Linked DNA regions of Mus musculus: region 1 is linked to region 2. Evidence: chromatin loops called from intact Hi-C (ENCODE). Cell type or tissue: left cerebral cortex. All regions are shown on one strand. Each heading gives the region's core, and the rest is flanking DNA. Links, peaks and the distances in the headings are about the cores only.

Region 1 (16,118 bases), core at 5,354-13,353, 130 kb after region 2:
CTCCTACAAGGGACCTTCCCATGAACTTTGAAATGACCTTGGTTCTGGTCCCCTCACCCATGAAGCTCATTCTCATCTCCGGACCTTGCTGTTGCCGTTCTTCTGTCTAGTAGGTCTGTCCATCAGATTTTGAATGGTTGGATTCTTCCCATTACGCAACGGAAGCACCCCCTTCTTGAAGGCTTTTCATCACCTAACTAACTCCTACCTCATCCCTATCCATGTATCTGTCCTGGGAGAAGGACATATCTTCCATACCAAAGCAGACCTAGCCTCCAGGTTCTCCCAGCATCTCTCAGCCCCTACCTGGCATACCCTGCCCCCAACCCTGAACTTTCTAGCCCAGGGGCTGGGCTGCCCTTCCCCGAGAGGCTCCTCCTTATATATTCCAGACATTTTGATCTCCTTTTCTCTTCTTCTTCTCTTCAGTCTCTGCGCATACTTTTACTTTCTTTCTTTTTCTCTTCACCTCTCTCTCCTTCCCATGGCGACTCCCTTGGCTTTAGTCCTTGGGGTCAGTGAACTCACCTGAAAGCAGCTTCCCAATAAACCTGCATTTAATATAATCTAATCTGGCTTGAGGTGGCTCATTTTACTGGTAAAAAAAAATTAACTTATCGATATCACATATTTATACTGAATATTATATTCATACCTGTGTTGCCTTTATTAATACCTGAACTTGTATTATTATGCTTTCCTTTAGAATTTATTTTTCATGACACGGGGTCTCATGAAACCCAGATAGCCTTGAACTCAGTATGTAGCCAAGGACGGCATCAAATTCCTGATGTTCTTGCTTTTACTTCCCACATACTGGGATTACTGGCCTGTACCACCCCTGCCCAGATGTGGAGTCTACTCTTCAGGGATTTGGACAATTGTGTTCTTTGTTGGTCCTTTGACGTATTTGGCAGACAAATGAGTGAGGCCTGTTTTACAGAGAAGATACTGAGACTCTGAGTGATACGTGACCTACCCAAGGTAATGAAGTTTGTACATGGTAAAGCTAAGTCCAGGTGCTCAGACAATGTGAAGCCAACACCCACACTCCTCCCGCCCCCGTGCTGTGTCTGCCATTTCTCTTCTCTTCTCCACATTTCCTGCATCTCCCTTTGCTTACATGCCGTACCCTTCCCTTCTGCTCCTCCTCTTATATGTTCCGTTCGCTTGCTCTCTCCAGGACAGCTTCCAGACCTTTTTTTCCTCCATCTATATTTTGTATTTGGCTTGATCTCAGCTCTCCCTACAGAGTCCCTGCTGTTTTCTAGGGCAGAGCCTCAAAACCTTCCGGAAGCCCACAGAAGTAACAAAAGCTCGCTCTTTATTTGGCAGTGCAGTGGGATATGGGACGCTGCCTCACTGCTTCCCAAGACAAAAGGACACCTGGACTTTGAAATAGAGGAGTTGGGAAGCACAAACTCAGGATTGCATCTGTTTCCTTCAAAGACTCTGGAGTGTTCTCCAGGGGGTCCCTGCGGTGCTCTTGGTGGGGACTAGAAAGAGAAATACAGCCTGGAACTCAACCTTGATTATACATCCCTGGCCCTGGGCAGAACAAAGTAAACAGGCATGTGGGTGAGGGAGGAGACTAGGAAGAAGAGAGGGAAAGGATGAACCCGAGAGAGAAGATGAAAAGATAGGAAGGCGAGAGAGAGGATGTTGGGATCGCCATGTAGATAGGTAAAGATGGGAAATTAAGGAAAGAAGAGAGCAGAGGGAGAGGAGAAGAGGGGGGGGGGGGCGAGGAAAAAAAGAAAAGGAGAGAGGAAAGGTTCTGAGTTAGGTGTGATTGATTAGGGTGGCCACTTCCCTCTGTCTAGACTTGGGGGGCAGTTACCTTGGAGCTGCTGAATCTGCTTGGTGAATACTTCTGCTTGCTGGGCACTGGCCAGCCGCTCATCCTCCAGGAGCCCTGCAGTGAGAGGAACATCTGGTTTGGAACCGGGGAAGCACGGAGCCTTTGGGCCCAAGCCCTGTGCCCTGTCACGGGTGCTCACCCTGAAGCTCCAGGGAGTCATCTTCATGCTGCCCAGCAAGCTCACGGGTCTCCTCCAGCTCTGCCACCAGCTGCAGCACCTGGGCCCTCAGCTCCTCCAGCTCTGTCTCTGTCAGGCTCAGGCCCCGATGCTTGCCCATTGAAAGGGAGCCCAAACTGCCTCCTTTCTCTACTTGCTCTTCTTCGACCTCTTCCTCTTCCTCCTCTTCCTCCTCCTCTTCCTCATATAGAGCTGGAAGTAACACCTCCCCTAGGAGAGACAACCATCCCACCACACAGTCAGTGCCCAATCTAGAACCCTGCACCTTACCTCCCCAGGGCCTGGTCTGCAGAGTAGTGTCACCTGGTGTCCCCCGAGGTTCCCTGGGTAGAACCTAACTCATGGTCAGGCTCTGGTAGGTCAAATTTGGATGCACCTTCTCCAGCTTCCAAACGCCTAATATTGGACGTCTCCTGCCTGTCCAGCAGCCTTGTGCTGGCTCAGCTACAAGAAGCTTGCATGAGGACACCTGGCTCTAGTAGTCTGAACTCTGGGTAGTAGGACAAGGAGTTAAGAAAGGATTCAGACATTCAGACACCAGCTGTTTATGTAGGCCAAATGAAGCAAGCTTGGGGGAAAAACAACCTAGGTGGCTTGCAAGGTATTAGCCGTTTCATAATAAGAAAACACTGGCTTGGTCTGTAGATAGAAGAGGAAACATTAGGCGGAGTTGTTTACTGCATCCATTTTGGAACCCTTTCAAATGCATGTTGTCAAATATCTTTTTGAGGTTTTTCTACACCTGTTGTTTCCCTGTTGGGTACCACAAGGATCATCTCTTTCCTTCTGACCCAAGTTGATGTTGAGAGTTGTCAGGCTGAACTCATCTCAAAGAAAGTCTGCCATCTTAACACACTCTTCTAAACCACTCATTTATTTATTTACTGCATACGGGTGCTCTCCCTGCATGTGTGTCTGTCCATCATGGGAGGGCAATGCCCTTTCAGGTCAGAAGAGGGTATTAGAGCTTCTAAGACTGGAGTCACAGACAGCTGTGGGCTGCGATGTGGGTGCCGGGAACTGATCAATTGCTAAGCCATCTCTCCAGTCCTGTTGACACATTTGAAAAACTAATTTGGTACTGGTCCTCATGTTCAGACTCCTGAACACCTTTTTTTTCTCCTTCTTCTTCTTCACTGCAATGCAATCTTGTCTTGGTAGGGATTGCTTTGTTTTTAATCCTGGGTCTCTGGCCTTCCTTCCCTTTTCTAACACCAACAGCATACGGTTCATCTGAGACCCCTTATGTCATCTAGTCTCTAGGGAAGGCCTGTGCTGAACTACAGAGGGGCCTGGGGACACTTCACAAGAAGTCCTGGATAATGTGTTGGTACTGCCTGCCCTGTTACACGCGAGTGCTGTTGGGAAATAGACTCCATCTAGCCCTCTCCTAAGCACGTTCTTACTAAAGCTGCAGGGTTCCATTCAGAGTTGACGGTGGTGGCATCAGATAGACAGTTCTCATGCCCATGTCCTGGCTTTTAAAAATAAGAGACAGCTTGGGATCTGGGTCAGCAGGCAGTGAGAAGAACAAGCCCCCTGCCGAAAGCCTGTTTCCAGGCTGGGTTGAGCAGGGCCTCTCTCTGTCTGGCAGCTTCCCGGGACACACAACCTGGTTAGCTGGGTGATTGGCGCCCCAAAGGGATGTGCCCAAACTTCCCACAATGCCTGAGCCCAGGGGAGGCTTGGAGCTCAGCCACCAGGGAGGAGGGGCCTGAGATGAAGTGAGGGGAGGGCCCTGTTCTGGCTCAGAGTTCTGGGGTCAGGGAAGGAAGAAGGGAGCTACGGAGTAGGGCGATAGAAAGCCTTTTTCAGAAAACTCACCGTCCATAGCTTGCATCCCACGGCGCTCCAGAGACCCCCAGCGTTGGCCTTTCTTCCTCTCACAACCCTCAGATACCTCATAGGAGCCTAAAGTGGTTACTGTGGGTCCTGTGAGCCGGGAGAAAGTAAGAACTGTAGGAATAGAGGGGCCTGGGGCTGAGGGGAAAGAAAGGGACGTGCATTCTTATATGGGAGCCCCGGAATTTGCAATCACACTGGAGAAGCCTGACTCACTCTGCCCAGCTCTGTGATTCTATTCCCTCAGCCACCTCTCATGCCTATGGAGGGGACCCCAGTCCGGCGCGGCCCAACCTCAGCACCCCTGTTCCCGGCTCCTCTCCCTCGCTCAGACAGAAGAGGGTGAGTGTTTGTTTAGCTTGGGGCATAAGAAGAGGGGTAGGGTGGGAACTAGGAAAGAAGGTTTTGGGAGGATCCTATATAGCAAAGCAGAGAAGGGAGGGGTGGCCGGCTCAGGAGAGGAGAGAAGGGGCTCTAAACTAGGCCGTTTCTCTTTCTCTCCCCTTCCCTCCCTCACCAAACCTCGCCCACCCCACCCTCTCCCGGTGGTCAAGAGCTTTGATGAACTAGAAGGGTGCAGGCTCTAGAGACAACTCCCCCGCCCCCCTCGTGAGCTGGAAACACAATCGGGCTGGAGAGACTAACTGGGGAGCGCTTGGGGAGTGACCGCTGGGAAGGGACAACCCAGGTCGAAAGATGGAGAGCAGTATCCGGTGGAGGCCAGGGTGAAGGGAGCCGACTCAGTACCAGGAGCACCTGGGGGTCAGAAGGAAGGAGAGCCGTAGGGGGAAGGAGCATAGGGAGCTGAGAGAGAGGCCGCTCTGACCTGGGCCAGGGCAGCTCCAGCCCGCGGCTCCCGCGCCGGCCCCGCCGCCTGCCTCCATGGCTGCTCCCGCCGCCGCCGCCGCCTCCCGAGCAGAAGCCGCAGCCTCCGGGCCGGGGACCGGGAGCCCGGTGCGCAGGGAGGAGAGAGGGCGGGCCGAGAGGGCGGGGCCTGGCCTGGCCACCTGACGCGAGTGCCCGCCTGTGGCCGCCCGGAAACCCTCCCCCAGTCCCCGGCTCCAGACCCAGTGAGGACCAGCAAAAGAGGTTCAAAACACGTCACTAAAGTGCCCCAGGCTCGTCCGAGGCAGCTTCAGGTCTGCTGCGCCTGAAAAGCGGACGTGAGCTACCGGGTCTTGAGGATGCGCCCAAGGAGTGCTAGCATGGCTTGGTTCTGGCTGCAGAACCCACCCTGGGTCCGCCACGCCTAGGGACCTCAGGGGCTAGTCTTGACGGATGATAGAACCGGGGGGGGGGTGGGGGTGGGGGGGGATGGACTGTTTCCTGCAGATGCGCAAACACACGCGCACTTCCTTGGTTCCCACACAGAGCCAGCGTCCCCATCCCCGCAGTCCACAGAACCCATCCCTCCGGGTAGCCTCAAGCGCCCCAGAGCTACTGCAGGGCTGGCGGATAGTTGAGACCTGCATGTGCCAAGTGCTAGGTGGTGGTACATCACTGCTTTCCCCGAAATCCCACCCAGCCAGAGCTCTCCTCCCAGTGTACCAAGTCCCTCTTTCTTCCCAGCCCTTTGAGCCACGCCCTCTGTGACCTGTGCAGTGTGGGCATCATTGATGTTCCCTGTAACAAGAAATGTGGGAAACCACGAAGCTTTTTTTCAACTTTTCATCTATTTATTCAAGAGATGAACTTGGTCTTGAGGCAGATTTGACATCTCAGCAGGTCTCATTTAGGTCAGAAGTGGATACTCAGGAATCTGCTCCCCGAGTTATAATCGTGGAGAGATTTCTAAGCTTGGTACCTCACACCAGTTCTTTCTCATGTATTCTCACTCCTAAAGTTTGGGCATGGCTTGGCTGGGTTCAACTCCCCAGGCTACTGGGCTCTCAAGCCCTCCATGTTCCTCAGGAATGAAGCAATTCCCTGCACATCTCAGGCTTATCAGTAATTTCAGCATTGTGTTGAGAGTTACTCTCCAGACACCCCATCCCTTCCTTTTTTTAGACTCTCCTGCTGTGCTCTTCTGACCCTCTGGGCAGCATCAGAGTATTGCCTGCTGTTAAGGTTGGGAAGTATCCTAGTTATCTTTGTATCTTCAGTATCAAAGTACCTGACTCATGGAGTAAATGAGTAACATGGAGCTTCCGACTAAGTTAACAACGCCTTCATCATTTATCCCAGATTTTTAACTCATGAATTTAAACTCACGTTCCCTATTAACAATGATGTCTGCCAGGCAGTGATGGCTCACACCTTTAATCCCAGCACCTGGGAGTCAGAGGCAGGCGGATCTATATGATTTAGAAGCCAGCCTGGTCTACCGAGTTAGTTCCAGGACAGCCAAGGCTACACAGAGAAACCCTGTCTCAAAAACCAAAAACCAACAAAACAAAAAAGTCCAGAAGTCAGTAGTAATTCCTCCCCCCGACCCCCAGCCTGATAATCAGAAAAATGAAGAATTATTTGTTTTCACCTTCTCCCCAGAGGTCAAGCTCCCACTTTAGACCCATGGCTACAGTGATCCAGCCACAGAGAAGAGCTTCCGGGCAAGCTTACTATTTTGCAGATCATCAAGCCAGACTTGGGTAGCAAGGTACAATATTTAGAGATGATGAAATGAGCTCTCATGGGGGGAGCTAAAGGGAAGTGTTCTGGAAGCTCAGTGGTTCTGCCCAGCGCAGCAGCCTCCAGTTCTGTCTCAGCAGCAGGTCAGGCTAGCAGTTGGCAGTGGGTGAACAGAAAGACAGTCGCCATGGTCAGTTGTGACATTCAGGAGTCAGAGCTCTCTCTAGGAGAGCCTGGATCTTGAGCATTAGGACTAAGCTGGTTCCTGGGTGCAGGTGATCCATCACTCACCATTGATCTCAGGGAATGCTCAAGGGAGACTAGAACCAGTCTATTAGTGGGAGGCAAACCCTATTCAGATCAGCATGGGGTTGAGATGAGGGTGAAGTTAGGGAGCAGAAGGGAAGAAAGAGCTTAGCAGCTATGGGGGGCAGGGCTGTCAGGGATGTGTCTGAAGGGCAGGCATGGCAGGTGTGTCCCCCAGGTGATCAGCTGAGAGGGATGATCTGGGTTAATCCTCCTGTAACCCCAGGGTTTAAGACTCAGCCTTACCCCCAATCCCATCCCAGGAGATCATCCCCTCTGAGGACTGATGCAGCCATTTATCCCCCTTTACCCTTATTTCTAGACGCTCAGAGTAACCATTAAAGCATTTTTAAAAGGAGCATTTGCAACATACAGAAAAGTAAAGTCCAAAGACTAGTGTAACACTCCTGTGCACACCAGACTGCTCAGATCTTTTTCTTCTTGCAATGCTGGGGATTGAACCTCAGACCTTTTGCCTAGTAGACAACTGCTCTGCTGCCTTGCTACATCCCCAGCCATGTTTATATCTTACTTTGAAACAAATTTTACATTTGCACTAATTCTTTGAGAATTTTATGAAGGCATTTGAGTCCCCACTCCTCCCACACCCACCCTCTTCACCATCACCTCACTCCCCTACCCCCAGCTTTGAGTTGTCTTCTTGTATTTCTTTTCTTTTCTTTTTAAATGGAGTCCAGTTTGTATTGTCCTCCTACCCTGGGAGCAGGGCCTGCCCTGGAGTATGGACCACCCACCTGGGGGGCTATGATCATTTAAGGAAACTGACTTTCCCTCTCCCAGCAGTAATGTTACTTTTTTACAACTATATTTCCAAGATGACTTATTTGCATATGTGCTGGCATTTTGCCTGCATTTATATCTGTGCACCACGTGTGTGAAGTGTGCAAAGAGACTGAAGAGGGCGTTGGACCCCTGGGAGTGGGAGTTACAGATGATTGTGAGTTGCCATGTGGATTCTGGGACTCAAACCCAGGTCTTCTGGAAGAGCAGCCAGTGCTCTTATTCACTAAGCCATCTCTCCAGGACAATTAATATCAGGCCAAATTTGATTCAAATTTGAAGTAGGTTAGGACAGGGAATAGTGTAGCGACTTGGGGCCCTGTTTGGGTTTAGTTATGCACACTCCCTCTGTCTTGTAATGATGCCCTTGGCAGCCTAGTGCCTTTACCTGTGTGTAAATGTATACACAACCCTCCTCAAACAACACACACCTCAGGCCCCTGCCTACATCAGGCTACGTGTACACTACTCTTTGAACAATAGTTTCAATTTCTTCATCTCTAACAATTATCAAGTTTTTTTTTTTATTCAAATGTATTCCCAAAGAGGTTGGAGAGATGTTTCAGCCATTGAGGGCTAGGCTTACAATAATAATATTTTTTTAAAAAGACAAATATATTCCCAATGCATCTGATTAGAAAGAGCAGAAGAACAGATCCAACCTGAAATGGTTTTGGGGTGTGTGCCCACATAAAGATAAAACTGTGTCGCTGAGTAAACGTTGAAGGAGAATTCCTTGATTGCCATCTTAAGCCTATGTATAATGGTTAAAATTGGAGATGTGTGAGAAATAATTATATGACTTAATTTATTAATCAAAAGAGAGAACAACTTTATACACTTCAGTAACCAAACTTCTTTTCTTGAACACCATAACAAGATGCCTCCTGTCATAACTGGAGCCTGTGAACGGTTTCTCACCCCTGTGTACCCCTGATCCCTACTCTGTGTCTCTCCCTGCTTTATACTGTTTACTTTCCTTTTGAATAAAATTTCCTTGCTACTTTGCAAATCTGTGTCAGCCTTTATTTGAAGTAGAAGCCTAAAATATCGAAAACCCAACCCTGACCACTAGGAACAATCCCATGGTTTGAAAGCTGTACTTTATATGTATATAAGTCACAAAAAATTACATAATTTTGATTTGTGTGGTTTCAACATCCGTCAAGTGTTACATAATCCACTTTCATCAGCTAGCCTTAAAGTTTTACGTATCCACCGTGTTTTACATAGTTCTGTTCATCCTCTAGTGAGCATCTGGGCTCCTTGCAGTTTTCTATAACAAAGTAAATGCTGCAACTGGCAATTCTATATATGCCTTCCCGGCCCTTGTGGCAGACATTCCAAGGGCAAGTAACTAGAGGGGAATTTCTGGGACAAGGAATAGGTGCCTCTAAATTTACTAACTGTTGCTAAGTTAGTCTGTAAAGTAGAGGTGTTGCTAAGTTAGTCTGTAAAGTAGAGGTGTTGCTAAGTTAGTCTGTAAAGTAGCGGTGCCAATTAAATGCCACTGATTGTGGATTTATTTATCTTCTTTATTTCCTGTCTCCCAGTGGTGCAAAAGCTGCATATGCTAGTAGTCTCCTTGTACATTTTTCTTCACCCTCACTCTTTGGAGACAGGGTCTCACTGTATAGCTAAGCAGCTGTGTAGCTCATTGGTTAGCCTAGAGCCCACTATGTAGACCAAGCTGGTTTCAAATGTACAGAGATCTGTCTGTCTCTGCCTCTGATTAGAGGTTGGTGCCACCGCTGTGCACCCATTTCCCTGGATCTTTAAGTCACCATGCTTTTCTAGTAAATAGAAGCCGCGTAGAACACTCCAACTCTTCTTTCCCTGTCCTCCACATTTCAAGCTGGTATTTTGGTTTCAGCTTTGTTTCTAACCCCACTCAGATTCGTCACCATCATCATTATCTGTGGTCTGCTAGCATCACCTTCTGGATACTATTGGTTTAGATTCACTCTGTTTTTTTTTTTTTTTCTTTTCTCTTTTCTTTCTTTTCCTTCTCCCTTTCCTTCCTTCCTTCCTCTCTTTCTTTCTTTCTTTCTTTCTTTCTTTCTTTCTTTCTTTCTTTCTTTCTTTCTTTCCTTCCTCTCTCTCCCTTTCTTTCTCTCTCTCTCTCTCTCTCTTCTTGAGACAGGCTCTTATATAACACACACACACACAGAGAGCTACCAACAACAACTAGGTACTTTTCTTTCTGGGTGATTTTAAGGTCTTTCTCTTCACTTTTATAGTTTTTTTATAGTATTTTATTTTATTTTATTTTATTTATTTATCATATGTAAGTACACTGTAGCTGTCTTCAGACACTCCAGAAGAGGGCATCAGATCTTATTACGGATAGTTGTGAGCCACCGTGTGGTTGCTGGGATTTGAACTCAAGACCTTTGGAAGAGCAGTCAGTGCTCTTACCCGCTGAGCCATCTCGACAGCCCCCATTTTTTTTTTTTTAAACAGTACATTTCTTGTACTTGCTCAGCCTCTTAGCGTGCCTCAGTCTCGCCCATAGCCTTTTAACTATTCTGTCTCAGGTGATCTTCCTATTGCCCACATTTCTGGATGTTTTTTATTCGTTCTATCTTCCGGTCACTACTTCTCTCTGAGTCTAATCTGTTTGGTGCATCCTTGTTGCTGCCCCACCCCACCCACCCCGGCTCTGTTTCTTGACAGGGTCTTATATCTCAGGTTGTCCTGAAACTCCTTGTATAGCTGATGACGGCCTTGAAGGTCTGTTCCTTTTCCTTCCACTCCCTGGTGCTGAGATTACAGATCCACATCCACCGTGGCTTTGTGTGTGCTAGGCAAGCACTCTGTGCTTCATTGCCAACCCTTTAAAAGATTATTTCTATTTTATGTGGTCTTCGCACCATTTGTGTGTGCCTGGTTCCCGTGGAAGGAAAAAAAAAGGTGTAGGATCCTCTATGGTTATAGACAGTTGCAAACTGCCATGTGGATGCTGGGAATCAAACCCAAGATCTCTGACCACTGACCATCTTCCCAGTCCCCTGCTTTCCACTTTTTTTAAAAAAAGATTTATTTATTATTTATTATATGTAAGTACACTGTAGCTGTCTTCAGACACTCCAGAAGTCAGATCTCATACGGATGGTTGTAAGCCACCATGTGGTTGCTGGGATTTGAACTCTGGACCTTCCAAAGAGCAGTCAGGTGCCCTTACCTGCTGAGCCATCTTACCAGCCCTGCTTTTTACTTTTTAATGTTTTATTTTATTCTCTCAACAATCTCTTTCTACTTATTGTGCCCTATTTTCATGACTTTCTTGCCTTGATCTTTCCTATTTGATGTGTGCTTACTCTGTAGTAGTTTTCATATTGTGTCACCCCAGCTCTCAGAGCATTCTTGTTTGCTAGGTTCTATCTATTCTCCTTAGGAGGAATCCCATGGAATAATATTACCCCATCTGGGAGCCGCCCCAAAGATGGTGACGGGATACTACTGGTAGAGCCATGTAAAGGATAGACCGGTAGGGATTCTTGTCTTGTTTTGTTTTGTTTTGTTTTGTTTTGTTTTGTTTTGTTTTGTTTTCAAGACAGGGTTTCTCTGTGTAGCCCTGACTTTCCTGGAACGCATTCTGTAGACCAGGCTAGCTTCAAACTCATAGATCCACTCTCCTCTGCCTCCGGAGTGCTGGGTTAAAGACGTATGGTGCCACCAGCACCCAGCTTTTTATTTTTACTTTATTTTTTCCAGTAGGGATCCTAAGGAGAGCAGCTCTCCTTGGCTGATGAATCCAAAGCATTGATTAGAGGGGCACACGTGCAAAGTAGGCTGCCCTCAAGATTACCCTCAGGACAGATGCTGAAGGAGGAATATTCTACCTGGGTGTGGCTGCAGTAAGGAGGTGGGGCACAGAGTTTATGGCTTAAAAAGTGGCTTCAGTGAGGGCAGGTTTGGCGTTTGGTTATCTGACTTTTCCATTATATTTTTAATTCATTTGTTTAATAATTTCATACGTGTATCCAATATGTTCTGATCATGCCTACTCCCCACAGCCTCTGCCCCAGTGTGTCCCCACCTCCGTCCTTTTTAAATAACTCATTGAGCTATATTCGTGTCACCAGTGTGTGCATGGGTGTGGGGCTCTGCACTGGAGTACGGGCAGCCTACCAGGGGCTCCAAGCCAGAACACGACTGACTCTCCCTTCCCCAGCAGCTCCCCAGCTAGGTATGGGGACAGGGGACAGGCAGTGTTCTGAGCAAGCACCTAAACGCTTGTATCTTGTATCCGTGTCCAGGATGGTTGAGTCCGTAGGAGAAACACATTGATGGTCGCATCACAGAGTTACCAATGCATCTGTACTTCCTGTTTGGAAACGGTAGAAAAAGCTGGGAAATCCTACACAAATCATAGTATTGTGTTGATTCTTCAGTAGATCGCTCTCTTGTGCTTACTCTCTCCACCCCCTTCTCTCCTTCTTCCCTTTTTTTTTTTTGTTTTTGTTTTATTTTTGTTTGTTTTATTTGAGACATGGTTTCTCTGAGTAGCCCTGGCTGTCCTGGAACTCACTCTGTAGACCAGGACCTCGAACTCAGAAATCTGTTTGCCTCTGCCTCCTGAGTGCTGGGATTAAAGGCGTGCCCTCTTTCCTTTTTCATCTCTTTCTTTCATCTTTCTTTCTTTGGCGGAATTCCCTCACCTACCCTGGTTTCCTGAAACACCGCTGTAAGACTCTTTCTTTCATTTGTGTGGTATTTGTAGGAATTTCAAGGTTCAAGAACCTGGCTTTCATGTGCTTTTGTGAGGCTCCAGCCCCCTGTAGATGATCCAAAGTCCCCTTCCCTCACACAGGAAGCCCAGTGGATGCTTTAAAACCATGCTTGTCCTGTTTGACCACGTGGAAACAACCACATATATAGACTAAGACTCCGAGGTGACTGACAGTTGGCCGTCAAGATCCTTTAACCAGATCTCTGGCAAGAGCAGGCTGTGCATGTGGAAGTTGGCCAAGGGGGAGCAAAAAATGATAAGCAGGGCTCGTCCGGGATTTGAACCCGGGACCTCTCGCACCCTAAGCGAGAATCATACCCCTAGACCAACGAGCCACTGGCGGTTACTCCTGGCCAGATGTATCCTCTCTACCACATCATCAACATTAACTGCACTAGTGGTTCCTAGGACCGGTTTCTCTGCTGCTCCTCTCAAGCTGGCTCCCAGCCCAGGCAGGCAGTGCTCCAGCAGGCTTTGATCTCCTCAGTCACACAGCCACTCCTCTGCCTAGGACTTCACCCAGAGCTCATACTTCCAAACTCACTGTTGGAAGAAGGGAAGAGAGGGCCAGGCAGGCCCCAGCAGATACTTCTTTGTCTTAGGAGTTATTGCTGTCAATTCCAAGCTGCTCTTTTTTCTTAGCTCCTGGTTAGACCACCAGGAAAAGATGCTTCATACCTGGTAAACTCTTGGGCGCCAGCCCAGACGCCGGACCTGGCACACCCTTGTCTAGGCCACCTTGGCTAACCTACTGCATCTCCTTCCATCTGGAAAGGCAGGTCCTGCCCTGTCTCCCTTAAGGGTGATGGTGAGGTAGGTGATGGAGCGTATAAAATGCTCTACAACAGAAACGGGTGATTGTGGTAACCTAAGACGGGAGGGGGGTGGGGTTGTAGGGATCGGGGTGGAGCTGGAGGTGGGAGGGGTTGGGGATGGGCGGAGATGGGCGGGGTGGAGGAGTACCTAACAGAAGAGAGGCCTTACTGCCTGCTGCGGGCCGGGCATGTGCTGTGTGCTTTACCAGTCTCTTAACTTTGGCCCATGTTCTCTGCTGTAAGACAAGGACACTCGCCTGCACTTGCCATGTGCCCACCTGTTACAAGAATGCTTCCTCTTGCCTAGCTTCAGCCTCTGCTGCCATCTGCATCTGAAGTCGCTTTAAATGCAGGACACACAGCTTCTCGGACTTTCTAGAAAACTGGAGACAGGAGTCTGTCCTCACACACCTCCACACCAAACAGCCCCTGCTGGGGGTGGGGGTGGGGCAGGGAAGCTGCTAAGTGTTAACTCCAAAATCAGTTCTTACTGATGACAGGAGATGGGGTTTGAGGCCAGGCTGTGGCACAGCCTTTCAATTGAGGCTCGAGAGAGGAGGCCGATGTCAGCAGGGATTATGTAGCACATTTCAGGCTCCCCCCTCCCCCGGGGGGACTGCATGGTGAGACCCTATCTCAAGAAGAGGAGGAGATAGTTTGTTCTAGAGCCAAATATGAGAGACCACGACCCAAGAACATAGAATCAGGTTGCCTTAAATACCATTTTCCAGAGTGGTGGCAGTTTCATGAAGCTTTTATAGTTATAGAACAAGAACGTAAGCAATCCGAGTCCCTTTCAGATGCACTGATGGGACTATAAGGTGGATAGGTTAGAACAGAGTGGGGGACATCTCTGCTGGGGTTTCAGCTGCTATCTGATGGCAGTCTTAGTCTATGGATGGTGGAAGCTAGTGGTCTGTTAATACATCTCAAGTGTTTCAAGTGATAGTCACAAGGGTACTAGGTCAGACATAGAGGTGGGCAATGAATGGCTATTAATGTGGATCAAGACAGCTCAAGATAATTAGCCTCAGATCTGCAACATTCCACTATTCCATAGTTACTAAAGTCTTCAGTCCAACGTCCTTCCAACTAAGCTGCTGTGGCAGCTAGCACAGTTACGAAGTTCTGACCAGTCAGTCAGTCTCACAGAACCTTTAACATAGGCATAGCTTGTTTCTGAGAACTTCCATTCACAGGACGATGATCTACCCACAGCCTAAGGGTACATGGGGGGGGGGGGGCCTGACAGGTGGGAAGGATCCCCAAAAAGGTGAGATCATGGTTCAGATGCGAGGGCCCTGTAGGAGAAGCAGTGGTCTTAGCCCGGCCTATTTCACACCTAACACACATGGAACCCTTGCTTGCTTTTGGCGGGGGCTCCTATGAGTGGGGAGCTCCATGGGGGCAAAGATCTGTCTTAGTGGTCTTTGAGTCTAAGCTGTGCCTGGCCTTTGGCAAGCCAGATGGTGCCAGTGGCTCTCAGCAGATCTGTATGCCTGGTCTGCTTAAGCACGTGGCAGGACCAACCTTACTGGATTCTCCATGTCACTGTGCCTACAGTTGCCACTTAGCAGAGGTCTATGGAAGGAATAATCGAAAGTCCCAGGCACATGCACACACAAAAGAAATTCCAAGTGGAAACAGATGTTCAGGGAAGTCCTGAGTAGAGCCCCACCCTGTGAAGTGATACCTTTGAAGAATGCGAACTGGCCTCACTTCTGTGAGTGGACTAGCCAGCTTTCCTTGGCTCCCAGGTTGTTAAAGTTATATTATGACCACTCAGGAGTTTCTGTACCATACAGGCAACTCTGCTCACTAGTCACAGTGGGGAGTGGCAGGGGAGAAGGGCTCATTTATTCTCGAACCCGAGAGGCTTCTTCCTGTAGCTATTCCAGCGCTTCAACTGGCTTATAAATACAACTCTACTCAACATGTCATCCCATGACCTCAGCGCACATTCTTGACATTGTTCTCCTTGGTGGGCGAGGGGGTCTTTGCTGAAGATGTTTCAGAGCTGAAACTCCACTTAGGTCACAGGCGGTGCTTTTGGGTGGGGCAGGGCTCTGGATTTGGGGCAGGTTTGTTCTTCTCTTGTGGCCTTTATGGAGCATCATACTGTTCACTGAATGCTGGCCATCTCATCTCTGCAGTTTCCCATGCTTTCAAATCCTTCCTGCACAGGAGGAAGGGAAGGGGAGCAGGAGAGAGCGCCCTGGTAGAGGAAGTCCACCAGCACCTGCCTTCGGTTTAGTGCCAGACTTAAATGGCTGTGCCCTGGATTCATGCTGTTAGATTCCAGGCTCGTCATGGTTCACATGTTTCTACATGTGAACCAAATTTTCTAGAGAGGCTCCTGGATGTGCCCCTGGAGCTCCCTCATTTTCTCCCAAGCTTGAGGAGGGCTTGGATGTTGCGTCTGCTCTCGACCAGCAAGAACGACACGACCACCAGTCCTTCTAACAGCAGTTTATTCAGCAAACTTCAGTCTTCTTCTCTCTTCTTTCTCTTTATCTATATCTCCCACTAACAATAATCCTCTCTCGAATAATAATCCTCTCTCTAACCCAGGCCTCTCACTCTTATATACTCTCAGCCCTCATCCACTCACAGCAGGCCACATCACCTCACCAGGTACACAGCTTCAGCTAATCAGGGCAGCAGGAGCATATCTCCACCAAAATGGATTCGCCAGTATCCTGGTACACCTGCGCAGCTCTCATGATGGTCGTGGCTTATATTCAGGTGCAAGTCATAAGACTTAGCTGCAGTCCCTGGCGCCTTCTTGGGACTGCCGCCACACCCGCTCCTCACACTTGGGGACCCCCCCTCATATCCAGTAAAGCATGTCATACCATCCTTTTTCCAATCATGTGTCTGGAGAATCTTTTTAAAAAGATTTATTCATTTTTCTGTTTATTTATTTAATGAATATGAGTACACTGTAGCTGTACAGATGGTTGTGAGCCTTCATGTGGTTGTTGGGAATTGTATTTAGGACCTCTGTTCACT
Region 2 (16,118 bases), core at 2,915-10,914:
CAAAATTATAAGTGTTTCTTCTCTTTAAACTAGCAACTTAATCTTTTTTTTTAAAAGATTTATTTATTTTTTATTTATATGAGTACACTGTAGCTGTGTTCAGACGCACACCAGAAGAGGGCATCAGATCTCATTACAGGTGGTTGTGAGCCACCATGTGGTTACCAGAAATTGAACTCAGGACCTCTGGAAGAGCAGTCAATGCTCTTAACTGCTGAGCCATCTCTCCAGCCCATAGCAACTTAATCTTGATAGAACTTTATAGAATATAGAAATATCCGCATACATTGTGGTAAGGATTAAGTTCAAACGCTAAAATAATAAGATTCCAAAGGTTTTAAGTTTTAAAATCAGCATCTCTTTGGTCTAACAATTTTATTAAACTCTGAACACTAGACCTCATCTGACCATTAGATCAAAAGGTAGAATTTAGGAGAGATCATGCCTGGAAGCACAATCTAAAACAGTCTGAAGTGATGGGTGACTGAGTTATACCGGGTCCTTGCAGAGGGTTATTCAATGGTCACAAAAAGTGAAGCAGATGTTTCTTGAAAAGGAAAGCTAATCCTGATATTGGGTGAAAAAAATGCAGGTTACAGTATGTGTGGGCCAGCAAAATGGCTCTCCACAGAAAGGCACTTGCCAGCCTGCCTGACAACTTGAGTTTGATTCTTGGGATTCACACTGTGGAAGGAGAGACTCAACTCTTCCAAACTGACCTCTGACCTCCGTGCACATACTCTGGGGCCTGCACACTCCCCATAAATAAGTAAGTAAAAAAATAAGGAAAAATTAAAACCTATGTGTGGGTTTGCGTGTGTTGGTGACTATCTGTAATCTACCCAAGTACTTCAGAGCTGGAGACAGAGTAACAGAGGTTCAAGGCCAGAGGCAGCTACGTAACGAGTTTAAGGCCATCCTGGACTATGTGAGAATGTTTTAAGATATATAAAATAATGAATAAATAAAGTATGGGGGTGGGGCTGTCCCTTAGTGACTGTATGTGTCTTAGCATGAGCAAGGATAGCCTTGATCCCTAGCACAAAGACATCTTTGAAAAGTTAGCTAGGCATGGTGGCACAGGCTTGCAATCCCAACACACGCTGGAAGGACAGGAAGGGGGGACTTCCACAAGTTTAAGGCCATTCTAATCTACATAGTGAGTCCCAGGCCAACCAAGAATATAGAGGGAGACCCTATATCTAAGTATATTTAAACATTCTTAAACGTGACTGGGTTCCAATTATATATTATACACTGTATATTCTGTTGTAAAACTATTTTGGTAGGGCCTGTCCAGAATTAGGGCTTGTTAGACATGGTGGTACATGTCTGTAACCCTAGCACTTGGGAGGCTGAGGCAGGAGGATGACAAGTCAAGCCAGCCTTGACTACCCAAGCGAGTCTGGTTAGCTGGGCATTATAAAGTGAGACCCTGACTCAAAACCCAGACCAAACCCAAAAAATGAGCTAGTAACTTCATTTAGTGCATGTGATATAGTATGTGTAACGTGTAGTCCAGTGTAACATAAATCAAGAGCATGGAGTGCTACACGGAGTTACAGGCTGGCCTCCCAGAGACCTTCCATCCCCACCTTGCTCTAGGCTACAGGTTAGAAAAGATGGTCCTGTGTCCCTGAGTCTAGGTGTGGGATCCCCTGAGCACTGTAGCTGGCAGGACGTGACTCTGCCTCTCTCTACTCCGGAGGGCTCTTTCCTAGGGAGGGGCTGCCCCAGAAGGCAGCACCTTATCCAAGGCTTACCTTGAAGATGGTGTTGTCCCCATCCTGGCTGGGACCATGCCTCGTGGCATGGCGCCAGGGTATATAGAAGAGTTTCTTTTCCCCGTTGACCCACTGAAGCCCTGGGTACTGGCAGCTGTTCACCTGGGCCACCAACCAGGGCTTCAGCCTCACACGGCGGGGTGGTGGGGGAATCCCTGGGGCTGAGTGGTTCATGGCAAAGGGCTCTGCGGGAGAAAGCAAAGAGGAGCTCTACAAACTGATAGCAAGATGTTCCCTGCCCTGGTGGACAGGTCAAGCGGATGAGCACCCCAGTCCTTCTAGGCGTCTGGGGCCAAGGCTGCTTTCCCTCACCTTCCTGTCACAGCTCGCGCAGCCTGTGAGTTCTGTTAGGGGAGAAGGAAACTCCCGTGCTAGTGGGTGCTGTGGGCCACCCATTCTTGAGTGCAGTCAGTATCCAGCCGCTGCTTCACTAGAGAATTGTCCCAGGTGTCTTATTCCCCATGTCAAGCCACCCATCTCTGTCAAGGCAAACCTGGCTCCCTTGCATAGAGGTGGGCCAGCGAAATCCACGGGTACTTCTCTAGGGTTGGCTATTCCACCATGCTGTATCTGTCCTGCCTTGCCCAGCTTTTCTCTCTGCATCTTACTCAACTTCTTTCCCCTGAAACTGCCCTTCCCCGTCCCTCCTAACAAATCCTCTAAACTAAACGTCTGTCACAGGCTTCTAACACAAGCTGGCCTTAGACAGGAGCAGACCGTGGGAGAGGGGTTAGGGACAGGTTCGTTCACAGGACTCTGAGTTTTGGGCCTTTTGGTTAAGATCACCTGTAGCCCTGGCATTTCTCCTCAGTTCTTTCAGGAATGAAGCTTTCTTCCCCCTTGAACTCTTTATAAAAATCCCACTCATCCACTCCAGTGACACCGGGTACCTGGCTTAGATGGTGCCACCCTGAAGCCATCAGTGGACTTGAGTCTGGCTCCTGCTACTGCCTTCACATCCATTCGGTGCTCCTGTTTACAGACCAGTGCCATACACGTGGTGGCAGGAAGTGCAGACCAGGTCTAACAGCTTCCTGTTGCCATGTATTGTAATGCTTCACACTGGCCTGGTTGCCCCCAGGGAGGAAGAGAGTCTCATGCAGACACAAGTGATTCTATGTATCCTTGCCCCCCAGATTATCCCTGACTGGCTAATAAAGATGCCAACAGCCTGAAGCTGGGCAGAAGAGAGATAGGCAGAGTTCCTTGGTCTGAGGGGAGACAACAAGGTAGAGGGAGGAGAAAACGCCTCATGAAAGCATGGCCACGAGGGCTGGCCGATTGGAATTAAGAGCAGCTAAGTTGGAACATGGAGGGGTTCTTGATGGGGAAGAAGACATTAGAGCATGAAGGGTGATATGTGCCCGGCTCTGGTACACTAAAGGATCGTTATAAATATAAAAGCTGAGTGCCTTTTATCTGGGAACTGAATGATCAAAGGCAAGGTAGTCCACCCCCCCCCCATTGAGATTAAATATTGCCACAACAGCTTTCCATTGGAGGTAAGCACTTTGGCAGGCCACAGTCTCTATCTCACTAGAGTTATGTGCACAGGACCCATGAAACCCTGGTGCTCTTCCCTCTACCTGCTCCCTCTCCTCCTGACAGAACCTGTAACTTAGAGCTCCCTCCCTCTCACCCATCTTCCCTCCTGGGAAGCTCTTTCCTGCCCTTGACCATATTCTTGATCTTGAACTCTTGAACTTGGGGTGGGGGTGGGGCGGGGTTCAGAAACAGAGAAGAGGAAGGCTGCGGTGCCAGCAGCTCCTGGGAAGACACTCTCTCATTCAGCCAGTTAAAGAACAAAACAAAACTCAGCAGACTTACTTGGGTTTTGCAGCATGGAGCCCCAGTTTCCCCTGCAATTCCCCCACCTAGTGTCTTCTGGGTTGTGGCTACTACATGCCACATCCAGGCTAGCGGAGCGACCCTCTACAGACTTCAGAGCACTTCAGAGCAGTGCATACCTCAGCGGCCAGAGACCCAGGAATAGCACTGCCAGCTTTGGACAGAGAGCGTGGAAAGGCTCCCAGCCCTGCCCCCAAGCTTAAGAAGAGGTGGCTTAGTTCCTCTTTCTGCGCCAGCCTCCACCCTGACCTAAGGGAAATGAAAGTAGCCCGATGGGACAACTCAGAGATCTGACTCACTCGGCTGACCCACCCCCACCCCATCCTCAACATCATCCTCTCTGTCTCCCATTATAGCTCCTAAGCAGCTCTGATCTTAGAATGGAGGGTGATGTACACACACACACACACACACACACACACACACACACACACACACACAGAGAGAGAGAGAGAGAGAGAGAGAGAGAGAGTCATGTCAAGAGTAGTATGAACAGGAAGAGCAGAGCACTCACTGCCCTGCTTCGGAGACCAAGAAGGAGCCAAGGAACACTGCAGCTTTCTTTCTGTCTCAGCCTGATGATGATAAATTAAATCAGAGAAAGGTTTTGAAATTGTTGCTCTGGCCTCAGTGTTAGGAAGCGGCAGTCCCTTCTAATGGAGTAGTGACGTAGAGAAATGATCCCCACAGCAAGCCAGGGCCATGAGAGGAGGGTGTGTTCATCTAGGGGCAGAAGGCACCACCTGCAGCTAGATGCACAGGAGCCTCGCCCTGAGCAGGACCAAGTTCAGCATCTACCCCACAGAAGCTCCCTCCTGCCCAACAAAAAAGGCTTAGATCTAAGTCAGATCCTGCCTGCCAGTTCACAATTGCAGCGTCTAAACATGACTGCCCGCTCCTGGGTCTGGAGGTTTTGAATAAGAGCAGTGCTGACACACAACGCAGACTGAGATGTCTGGCTATGAGCCCTAAAAAGGAGAAACGAACAGAGCCCCCACCATCTTCCATGTCAGACCTCAGGAAGTATCCCACATGTGATGGGGCATGGAAGCAGCCCTTGAATCCCGACTGCGATGGAGAGTCCCCATAGCTCACCCCAAGGTCATGAAGTCCCAGGAGAGGCTGCCTGGGCAGTCAGATCACTGAGAACTCCGGAGCTGGTGGGGAGAAGCTGCCATAACGGAAGGAATAAAGGCAGAGCTTCGAACCCCTCCTGTCTCTCGAATTGTCCCGTTCTAAACCCCACACCCAGTTCAAGGCAACATCCAGGGGTTACCTGCAGTAGGCATGAGCATAAATCCCGCCCTCTCCAGGTGAGCGACACACCCGGGGCCCTGCCCCTTCAGAGTGCACACAGGCTGAGATTCTGGGGCAGCAGGTGCGGCAGGAAGAACCCTCTCCCGGCTTCCTCCCAGGGGCAGGCTGGGGGAAGGCCAGAGTTCAAGGGAAAACCCCCGAAGGACTTTTAGTTAATAGGAGTGGTCTCCTACCTATCTCTTTCCTAGACTTTAGCCAGGAGCTTAGGGAGTAGAGAGGGCGAATGCTGTACTGTATCACACAGGTCCTCATGCGAGGCTTTTAGCCTCTCCAGCCTCCGTCAGCCCCGTCCACATCCTTTCTGGTCCTGATCACTTATCCTCACTTTGGAGTTCAGGCCAGGTCGTTCCCTCCTGATCATCCCGGCAGACTCCACCCGGGGCATAACGCGGAGGGAAGGGGGGTGGGGGTGGGAAGGAACCTGGGTCAGCCCCTGGAGTCATCGCGGGGTTACTGGCTTAGTGTCCGTTCCTGGTCCGCTCCTCTGGACCGGGACGTGTCCGCCTTGCTATGCCAGGAGGAGGCCAAGAAAGCCCCCACTTCCACCCCTGCTACTAGGTACCCGCTCTGGGTCCTCTGGAGGTTCGAGAGACACCTGGAGTCTGGGAGACATCTGCACCGAGGGCGAATACTGGCCCGGGACATCTCTCCGCCTGCGTTTCGGCCCAACTACACTTTCCCTTCACGTTCAGATTCTAAGTTGTTACTTCTTAAGTTTAGGGGCAGGCCGTCAAGAAACTAGACCAAGCATTAATCAGCCCCCGCCCCGATTCTTCTCAACAGCTAAGAATAAATCGTCGTCCCCTTTTGAGCTACGAGTCAAGGAGCAGAGCCTCTATTTGACAACGTCTCCCCTCAAACTCTATTCCCACAGATTCCTGTCCTTGGCTTTAAGATCCTTGGGAGGGATCGCTGCTTGACACCTCAACCTCTTTAGTCGAAAAAGTGAGGTGTGGCCGGGGAGGAGAGACGAGCTGTGTGCCGACAGGGTCGGGGTCGGAAACTCGCTCCTCCCTGGTCCCCGCCAGACTGTGACAGGGCGCTTGGCATCCTTGACCCTGGCGAGGCGCAGTGGGGATGTCCACTGGGCCCTTGGGACTTTCCCCGAGCATGCGAACGTTGGCGGCCGGAGCCCGGCACTCCGAGCTGGCCTGGTGCGGAGCGCCTTGGAGCCATTCGCGCTGGCCCGGCGCCGCCTTCGATCATCGCCCACCGCGGAGGAGCGGGATCCCGACCCCGCTGGCCCCGTTGGCAGGTGCCCGGGGCGTGCAGGTCGCCGTGGGTCGGAGCCGTGGCTTGGCTGAAGCCCGGGGCTGTTCCCACCGCCCTCGGGGCGAGGAGCCCAACACAGCCCACAGCCCCGGGACCTACCTGTTTGCTGTGCGCCCGCGGGGAGCCTGGAGCCCCGGCCTGGCGCTGCGGCCGAGCTGAGCTCTCGCCGAGCTGCACCGCCCGCGGGTCGCCCAGCCCGCCCCGCACTTCCGCATCGCGCCGCCCCCGCCCGGGGCAGCGCCCCGCCCCGCCCCTCGCCACCACCCCGCGCCCCGGGCCCCTACCCATCCACCGCCCACCGCGGGGAAGCCCGGGGCCTCCGCGAGACCGCAGACAGCTCGGCGCCCCTCGCCGGGCTCCTTTGGGAATCCGGGGAGACAGAGTCATCCATCACCCAGTCCCCAGATACCCTGTAGCCTGTCCTCACCTAGTCCGCGCCCGCCTGGAGCTGGAGATCCGCTGCGCGCGGGCGTCGATGGAGCCACACTCCAGGGCATTGGGAGACCCCTGAGAGCTCCCTTTCAACATACCTTGGGCCACTCTGTCTCCTCAGCCTTAACACTGGCCCTCCGGACCGCTCCAACTCACCATGTGACTGACAAGCCCACCTCTTCTTTTGCCCTTACCTTCACCGTGGTTTGGGTTTGCCCTTTGAGCGGGTTCCCACCCCCACCCCGACCTCCCGGTTCCATAAACGGGCCTTCCTGTCCGAGTCGATGCTGGCCTCAACTTCCACACATCCTGTTCATGTAGGAACATTATTCGCTGATTCTCACTCTTCAACTTTTGGGTCAGCATCATATTATTTGATAGTCTAAGTGTTTTTTCCAGGAAGGTCTACCCCTTCCTTGAGTCAGCTTTTGGTTTGTTGTGTTTTGGTGTAATTTGTTGATTGGTTTGGAGGAGGGGTGGAGACGACTTCCAGAGTCTTTCCGTTTGATTTTTCCATATGATTTTAACGTCTAATTTCCACTGAAATTCAGCTTAGTTGGGAACCAACCCTGTCTTGCATGGTTCATGATCTATAGTAATTTTTATTTTTATATTTGTATTTTACTGATAATGGAACCCAGGACCTTGCACATTCTAAGCAAGCACTGTGCTACTAAGTGCCTGCCTTCTCTGCCCTGTCATAATTCTAAAGGGTTATTGTATTTGTTTCTTGGGTTTTAACTCTTTTAAGGGTAAAAAGTTGTGTTGCCGGTGCTGGTCTCCAACTCCAGGAATCAAACGATTTTCCTGGCTCAGATGCCTTGAGTAGCTGAGATTTGGTGTAGCATCGCAGGCAGCTTAACTAAAGATATAAGCACATATATTTTAAATGTTTACCATCTTAATTCTTTTTAGTGATTTATTTTATTTTTTATGTATATGAGTATTTTGTCAGCATGCATGTGCATCGTGAACATGCAGTTCCTGCAGAGACCAGAAGAGGGCGCTGGATTCTCTGGAACTGGAGTTAGAGACTGTTGTGAGCGAGGGGGTGTGGGTGCTGAGATCTGAATCCAGGTCTACTGCAAGAACAGCAGATGCTCTTAACTACCAAGCTATCTCTTCGGTCCTAGAGATATTTTTAATACACAAATATTCTGAATGAATTGTTAAATTAAAATGTTATTACATTTATTTTGTGTGTACATCTGTGGGTACACATAAGCATGAGTATGTCAGAGGACAACTTCAGCCAGTTCTCTCCTTCATATGCCTGGCCCAGGGACTGAACTAAGGCTGTCAGGCTTGCCAGCCATCTTGTTTACCCCCCCCCCCCCCACACACACACCCCATTGTTCACTTTAGCTAGCAAGTAAAATATATACATTGTAGACATACTGTTTACCCTCTACATTTAAAGCCTTAGATTGCTGACAGATACCGTGGTATTAATTAATTAGAATTGTGGCTTCTTCCTTAACCTCTGCTGCCTTCCCAGGGATGTCTGGATTAGACTTCAATGAGCAGAGAGAATCCAGTGGGTTTGTTTTTGTTTTCCTTCTCTCTATATATCTCCCCCTCCTTTCACTGTAGCTGAATATAAAATGGAAATATATTATTTGTATCTGCTGAATATATTACCCTCTCATATATGCTAGGCACTCTATCACTGAGCCATGTGTCCTTCTGTTTCACATTTTTAAAATTAAAACTCTGGGTGGATCCAGTCACAGTGGCGCATGTCTGCACTGGGGCAGCTGAGGCCTAAACTCAGCGGCAGGCCATAAGATAAACGGGGCTCCGAAAAGATTCTGCTCCATTCAGATCCTGTCTTCCCTGACAAGGAGCCCCTTAGCCAAAAACTGCCCTGAGCCAGAGACCTGTTTCTGGAGGAAGGAAAGGGGTAGTGCTCATTCAGTGAACAGAACTCCAGCTATTCCAAGAACGAAGAGTCCCCTAGGCTCCTGTGCACTGTCACGGGCAAAAGGGAAGTGAGGCCCCACTCTGATGCTTAAAATTAATCTCAGTTCCCCCTGCTCATTCAGGGGGGCCCAACAGGGTGCAGAAAGACTCCATAGTCCTAGGAGGGCATCAGGAGGTCCGGTGACTCCCCCACCAGTGGTATGACGCTGTCACAGATGAGCTTGTGATAAGAAGTAACTTTGTTGGCTTTGGGCAAAGCCATGGTCCAAGTAAAGGCACAGAGAGAGTTAGAGGAAGAGGGAACCGAAAGAAACCCAGTGTAAATGACAGTGACTTAAGGAGAAGCTAAGCACACTCCAGTCATCTCGAGGCCAGCCCACTTTAGACAGGGCCTGAGAAATGCCAGCTGCCGTTGTTGCCCAACCCCATTTTCTCTGGCCTGGGCTTTGCAGGTTCTCTGGACTGGCCTGTTTGTCTGGGAACTTGCGAGTGTGACATCAGGTTGTGAGTCCAATGGGGCATCAAATCCCAGGAATTGTGAGACATGACACGCCTCCTGTGCTGGAGCCAGCTTTCCATCCCTGAAGTGAGATGGTCCCATCCCTGTCACACATGGACGATGTCAGATGCTCACCGAAGCCCCTGCCAGGATAGAAAGACAAACTCCCTGTGCTGGAGTTTCCAGTCTGTGGGGCGAGACAATGAGGCTCAACACCTTTCAGGTAGCAGGACTGGGTGAGCTTTGAGGGGCACCACACAGGCAGCTTTGCCTGAATTCAGTGGAGAGCCAGAGCAGAGATTGATGTGGCTCCCTGGCTTGGAATGTTCCAGTAGTGTTATGACCTGTGCTGTGGACACTGCAGCCAGCTTCCTCTCTGTTTCTATGAACTGCTGCTTCCTCAGCCTTCTGAGGTATGATGTGGAAGTCCCCCACTCAGCTAGAACGGTCACATGGGCCCCTTGGACCTCGGGTCCTCACCTTTGCCCACCCACACTCAGTCTCTCTTCCCACAACCTGGGGCCGAGGAAGCTGAGTAGACACCACCGCCACCCCGGGGCACCGGCTCTCTGCTTCTTTGTCTCACTAAAAAAAGAAAAGCTACTTCCCTTTCTCTTGCTGGTCACCTCTCCTTTTCGTGATGTCCTGAGTGGACTCCATTTTGACTTTACTCCTTTGTTTGGGCCTTGCTCAAGCTGGCCCTAAACCTTCAGGAATGCCCCCACCACCCCAACCCAAACTCCAGCATTTCCTGACATCTTGTATCTCCCTATTTACACCCCAGACCCAGGGGTCTCACTAGGGCTTGCCTTTCTCATTATTTCCTTTAAACAGCTGAGGTGCAGATGTCTCACTTTCCTGTGCGATTCGTCTCCTGTCAGCCTTCCTTGGGTCTGCCTCGGTGTTAGCACCCTCTCCACTTTTGGCCTGGTTAGAAAGGCGCTCAGACTCTACTGGGTTAGATGGCCACACCTCCCACAGTCCCTGAATTTGGGTTTAGAATCTGCTAAACTCAGCATAAACATTACCCCCAAATAACTTCCCTCCCCATTGCTGCACTCTGTCACTAAAGGGCCAGGGCCTCCCTGTTGCCACCAGTCCTGCACTGTGGCTCACAGGACAGGCATTTGGCACGGAGGAAAAGGAAAAAGAAGTCTGCCTGTAAACTTTGGACTTTTGGGATTCTGGCAGTGTTCGTGGGTTGTCCCCACAGGAACCAGCTGAGGATCTCTTCAGAGTGAAAAAAAAGCAGAGAACCTGGGAGCTAAAGTCCCCTGGGGAGGCTCAGAGGCCAGGGCCCTCTCCTTTCTTGCTTACAAGGAAGAAGAGGGTGCCAGGCCTCACTAGAGTAGACCTAGAGTTGAGTTCTTTGAAGGCCAGTGATCTATCTGGGTCCTCAGCGATTTCTAAAGTTCTCCAAGCTAAGACCCTGATGCCCTGCCAATCTGTGGTGTTGGGCACACTGGAGCCATGATGGAGCTGAAGGGCCCAGAGACTATGGAGACCTTCTGCCCATATGGGGCGGTCCTTCTGACATAGCCTTCCCTGTTTCCCAGCCTTCTCTTCCTCACTGGCACTGCCAAAGCCATAGAGATGCTGGCAGGCCTTGATGCTTGACCAGGAGCCATTTCTCGGCGATGGAGGTACAGGGAGAATGGGGAGAAGAGACACATGCTCAGGCCTCTTCCAGGGTCTTCTATATTAGCTCACAACTCTACAGAGCTTTGCTGTGCAGTAGCAGATTCTAGATACAAGATCACACTGAGATCTCAATATATGCCAGACACATTAAGCGCATGTGACATCTTGATATCTTTGATTGCAGGCAGTCACTAGGCTGGAGAGGTTTCTAGTATCCCCATTTACTGAAGAAGTTAGCTGAGGTCCTGGCTAATTAACTCCATGGATTTTGGCACCTTCTCCAGCTTAAATCTCTATGCGTAGGAGGTTAAATTTTATCTATCTATCTATCTATCTATCTATCTATCTATCTATCTATCTATTTATAACTAATTTGATGATTTTTTTTTGGAAACTAACAGTAGATTTTATTTTATTTATTTGGGGAGAGGCATGGGGAGAAAGTCTCACTATGTGACTGGAACTTGCTATGTACACCAGATTAACTTCAAATTCATAGCATCTGCCTCCCTCTCTTTCCTGAAGGTTGAGATTAAAGGTATGCACCACTGCCTGGATTACTTTTTATTGTTTTTAGACAGGGTTTCTCTGCATAGCCTTGGCTATCCTGAAACTTACTCTTGTAGACCTTACTGGGCTTGAACTCACCAAGGTCTGCCTGCCTCTGCCTCCTGAGTGCTAGGTTTAAAGGTGTGCACCCAGCTAGAATAATGTTTAACTTTATTTACTATTATTGTTGTGTGTTGAGTGTGTGGATATGTGTGGATGTGTCTATGAGTATGGTGTGTATGTGAGTGTGTGTGAATATGGGTGTGAGTGTATATGAGTGTGTGAGTGTATGTTTATGTGGGTGTGAGTGTATATATATAAATGTATGTGAGTGAGGGTGTGTGTGTGAGTGTATGTGTGTGTGTATGTGGGTAAATGTGAGTGTGTGTGTATGTAGTACGTACACGGGGAACTGCAGGTGAGCTGAGATGCTCTTGTAGTCAGAGGATATCTTTCAGGATCTAGCAGCACGGATTCTAGGCATCACACTCAGGTTGTGAGGCTCGCTCTCGCCACAAGTGTGTGCTGGGATTTCTTGCTCAGGCCCTCATGCTTGTGAAGCGAGTACTGTTACCCACTGATGTCCTTCTATATACCCCACCCCGCTTCTTACAGTGTTAGGGCCTGGCACTTGCTAGATGCCCCTGAGCTAAATCTCCCCCCACCCCTGTGCATTCATTACTGTCTTTGATGACTTACTGCTTGTAGAAATGTTACCCAGACATCTGTCTTTATCTTCAAAAGTCAAGATCTCTTCTCTGAGAACATACCTCTGCACCTAAATGTTCCCCTCTTTTGCAGTATTGGGGATCAAACCCAGGGCCTCTGTGCATGATAGGCAAACCTATACCACTGAGCTAAACTTTCAGCCTGCAAAACCTTCCCTTCTATAGTTGTGTTAAGGAAGGGCCCTCTAATGACTTCAACTTAACTAGTTACACATGCAGTGGCCCTCTCTCCAAAGACGCTCGCATTCTGAAGCACTAGAGGGTAGAATTTCGATACATGAATTTGGGAAAGGGGGGCACAAATCAACCTATGAGCATTTCACACATCCTGCTGTCACTAAACCTGAGGCCGTTATTTCATTCTCATGCACAGAGCAGGTGTCTGCTTGCTCTTCACCTGAAGAGGCAGAGACTCTGAAAGAGGAGGTGGTTTACCAGAGGTGCACAGCAACTGGGAAGCGAAACACGGGGATCTAAAGCCAATTGCACATCAGTGTCTTCTGTCACTGCAGTCTGGTGATGCTAGATGCTTGGCCTTAGCTTTTGTTCAGTCTCTCTGCATCCCAGAGCTCCCATTTGTAAAGTGGACTTGATACACTGTCAGCAACAAAGCACACTGCTTGGAATGAAGACCAGCAGGCCCAGTGTCTTGCACACAGGGTATATGACAGGAATAAACACAACAGCAGCCATTCCATAGGGCAGGTCCCACATTCTGTTGGTTCTCAGCTGCTTTAGTGACCACTCTTCTGGACTGTCTTAATCAGTGTTCTATTGCTTGCTGTAAAGAGACACCATGACTATGGCAACTCATATAAAGGAAAATGTTTCACTGAGACTGGCTTACAGTTAAGGGGTTTAGTCTATTGTCATCATAGCAGAAGGAATGGCAGAATGCAGGCAAGCAGGCATGGTGGTGGAGGGGTAGTTGAGAGTTCTACATCTTGATCAGTAGGCAGTAGGAAGGGAGAGACACTGGGCCTGGCTTGAGCATCTAAGACCTTAAAGCCCCACCTGCAGTGACACATTTCTTCCAAAAAGGCCACACCTACTCCAACAAGGCTATACCTTCTAATAGTGCCACTCCCAGTAGGCCTATGGGGCCTATTCAAACCATTATGCTGGCTATATCCCCAGAGCAGATGGCACCCAGGGGGCATGAAGATCCCTACACTCTAACAGCTTTGAGCCTCCTGACCCCCAGAACAGGCTGCCCCTGAGATCCCTGAGATGTCCCCAATTTTTGCTTTCCTTTCCCTTCCCTCAGCCATGTATATGTATATATGTATGTATGTATAATGTGTGTCACACACACACATATGTATACATGTATATATGTGTACATGTGTGTATATATGTATATATATGTGTGTGTGTATATATACATATATATATATATATATATATATATATACATATATGTGTTTAGAGAGAGAGGGAAAGGGAAAGAGAGGGAGAGGGAGAGGGAGAGGGAGAGGGAGAGGGAGAGGGAGAGGGAGAGGGAGAGGGAGAGGGAGAGGGAGAGGGAGAGGGAGAGGGAGAGGGAGAGGGAGAGGGAGAGGGAGACAGCTGCTGCAGCTTCCTTTCCCACAGTTGGACCCTAATATTGTGTGTGCCTCAGAGGTGGTTTCATGCCCTTGAGATGTTGAGGCAAGCAAGAAAGTGAGCTGCCTTACCTAGAAAGAGACCCTTGAGAAACCAGGGAAGTAAAAAGAGTGTGTCAGGGAACATGGGCTTGGCTGCTCTCAAAGCAATGGTCAGCAGTGAAGGGAACAGTGTCTTTACAGAACTGAGCTGCCTTTTACACACACACACACGTACACACAAACACACAGACACACAGACACACAGACAGACACACACACACACAGACACACACACACAGACACACACACAGACACACATAGACACACTGAGAGACACAGAGAGACACACACACACAGACACACATAGATACACAGACAGACACACACACAGACACACAGACACACAGACACAAACACATACACAGACACACAGACACAAACACATACACAGACACACAGACACACAGACACACAGACACAAACACACAGACACAAACACACACACACAGGCACACACACACAGACACATGCACACCCGTATGTAATTGAATTTAACTGTAAGTAAACTAAAAATAACCTATAGAGACAGTTTCATGTGTGCTGACCTCAAACATACCTGTTTCTGGGTGCTGAGATCGTAGATAGGCACCACCATACCTGGCTCTGGGGAGTAAACCCAGGCCTTAATGCAAGTTGGACAAACATGCCAACTGAGCTACTGCAGCCTTATCTCTAAAAGTAAAATTTGAGGAAATTTAAGCCAGGCAATATGGTATATACTTGTATGCCCAGCGTTTGGGAGATAAAGGCTAAATAATCAAAGCCAAGGTTTGTCTGCATGCGACTCTGTCTCAAAAAAAGGAAAGAAGGAAGAGGAGGAAGTGGATGATGAAGAAGAGGAGGAAAGTTAAAAAATATTAAAAACAACTCTACCTGGCTTCTCTGGGTTATGCTCCCACTCGCCTGCCCATGGGTCCCTGTGGATCTTGGCTGCTCAGCTTTAGCTAAGCTGAGGTCTTAGAAGGACATGGGTGTCATTGAACAGAGGGTAGCTTTGTAAAGGGGACATCCACAAAGGCCTGACCTGGGAAACAAAAAGCATTTGGGAGATGCCACCAGTGGTGGGCCAGCCCTCCTGCAGGAAGGCTGCCCTCAGGAGTTGGGGTACAACCAGGTGTGGGCAGAGAAAAGAAACCCTACTTCTCTTCTTTTGAGTTCCTAACTATAGCAGATAACTCTTGCCAGACCTCGAACCCACAGAGCGTCTGGTCATGTAGGCAATGTGACTACCTGTTTTGAGTAAGAGTAAGGCAGGAAAGGTCATAGGATGGCACAGGGAAGGGTGGTAGATAGAGAGAAGCTGAAGCCACTCGGGCAGAAGCCTTTAGGACCCAAGGTTACCCCAAGCTTCACCCAAATATGCCAGCCTTTTGCAGGCTGGGATTTCCTGATTGGATAAGGTTGTGAGTGGATGAAAAGCCGCCGATTCTTGAAGGCTGTAAGAACCAGGTGAGTGGTTTCCCAGGATTCCCAGCCTTTCAGGTCACTAGGGTCACTTTTCTGAGGACTCACTTCTGGGCCTCATATATATTGTGGACATGAGAAGGGATCAGGGTGGAATGGGGACCTGGGTGGCTGTGTTAGTTGTTTTTTGGTTGCTATGACCAAATATGTGATGGTTCAGGGCACAGTCGGCCATGGTGGGGAAGGTGTAGCGGCAAGAGTTTTAAGCCACTGAGACCTCACTGCACCTACAGGTGAGAAGGCAGAGAGAAATGAATGCACCCCTCATTGCCCCTCTTATTTAGTCTAAGAACCCAGCACATGGGATGATGCCCCCACATTTGGGACAGTTCTTCCCTCCTTAGTTAAGCCTTTCTGGAAACACCGCCATACACACATCTGGAGGTATGCTTCATGGTGATTCTAAATCCAGCCAAGTTAACAATAAAGATGGGCCACCGCAGTACCCCTGCCAGGCACTGAGAAACCTGCAGGCCCTTCCTGGATACCTCCCCAAGGGATGGGTCCCTGAGAACTGCTGTCTCCATCTGGGCTACTCAGGGACACAGGCTGAATTTCTGGGACACAGCTGGGTGTCAGTTCCTCCCGAGATGGGAGAGACAGCTGTATGCAGAACTATTGGCCTGTGGTTAGTGTAGCATGCATACGTGCAAGGCAGTTGCTGAATTCCTCCTTGCACGCCCCCTGCTGGGAGGAGCAGAGAGTGACCACAAGTATTTTCAGGCTGCCTCGGAGACAGAGCTGGTGGGCAGCTGGTCGGACTGAGACTTGTCTCCTGCCCATGGCAGGACAGAGGTGGGTGTGGCACAGCTATAGGCACCTGCACAGGTTTGCAGGTGTGTTCTCTCTCCATCACACCACCACAGACCTTGGTCTGCTTGTAAGTCACACCTCTAGACCCACCTTCGAGGGTCAGAAACTGAGGTCTGAGGGACAACCCTCTAACTGGGAGGGAGGCTGAGGGACAAAATGGGAGGCAGAAGGCCTATGTCTGGTCTCCTCAAGAGTCTCTGAG

Evidence for each region. A loop is a pair of places that touch in the nucleus more often than their neighbours do. Peaks named below come from ENCODE experiments on the same cell type or tissue, not always from the same donor. Only the 100,000 strongest peaks of a DNase experiment are listed, where the experiment ranks them.
Region 1: a loop joins it to region 2, with 1.9 times the contacts of the local background. A loop is called at or near these places in 3 of 42 quality-filtered maps.

The regions. Positions count from the first base shown.
Region 1 is chr6:29,385,332-29,401,449 of GRCm38, reverse strand. It overlaps n-TPagg6 (a tRNA gene), which reads right to left and starts at 12,626; the gene lies at 12,555-12,626. Ccdc136 (coiled-coil domain containing 136) reads right to left here and starts at 4,875. Exons shown (of 18, transcript NM_001347071.1): 1 at 4,708-4,875; 2 at 3,864-3,971; 3 at 2,001-2,249; 4 at 1,841-1,915. The coding sequence starts at 4,765. RefSeq lists a cis regulatory region at 14,366-16,118. In left cerebral cortex, for the core only: a CTCF peak has its summit at 9,486; DNase peaks (open chromatin) are centred at 9,411 and 12,731; H3K4me3 peaks cover 418 bases; H3K27ac peaks cover 324 bases.
Region 2 is chr6:29,516,977-29,533,094 of GRCm38, reverse strand. It overlaps Irf5 (interferon regulatory factor 5), which reads right to left and starts at 6,470. Exons shown (of 9, transcript NM_012057.4): 1 at 6,321-6,470; 2 at 1,764-1,969. The coding sequence starts at 1,958. Gm26627 (a long non-coding RNA gene) reads right to left here. Exons shown (of 3, transcript XR_868831.3): 3 at 8,391-9,218. In left cerebral cortex, for the core only: a CTCF peak has its summit at 7,637 (motif pointing right); DNase peaks (open chromatin) are centred at 3,820, 8,819 and 9,622; H3K4me3 peaks cover 1,335 bases; H3K27ac peaks cover 577 bases.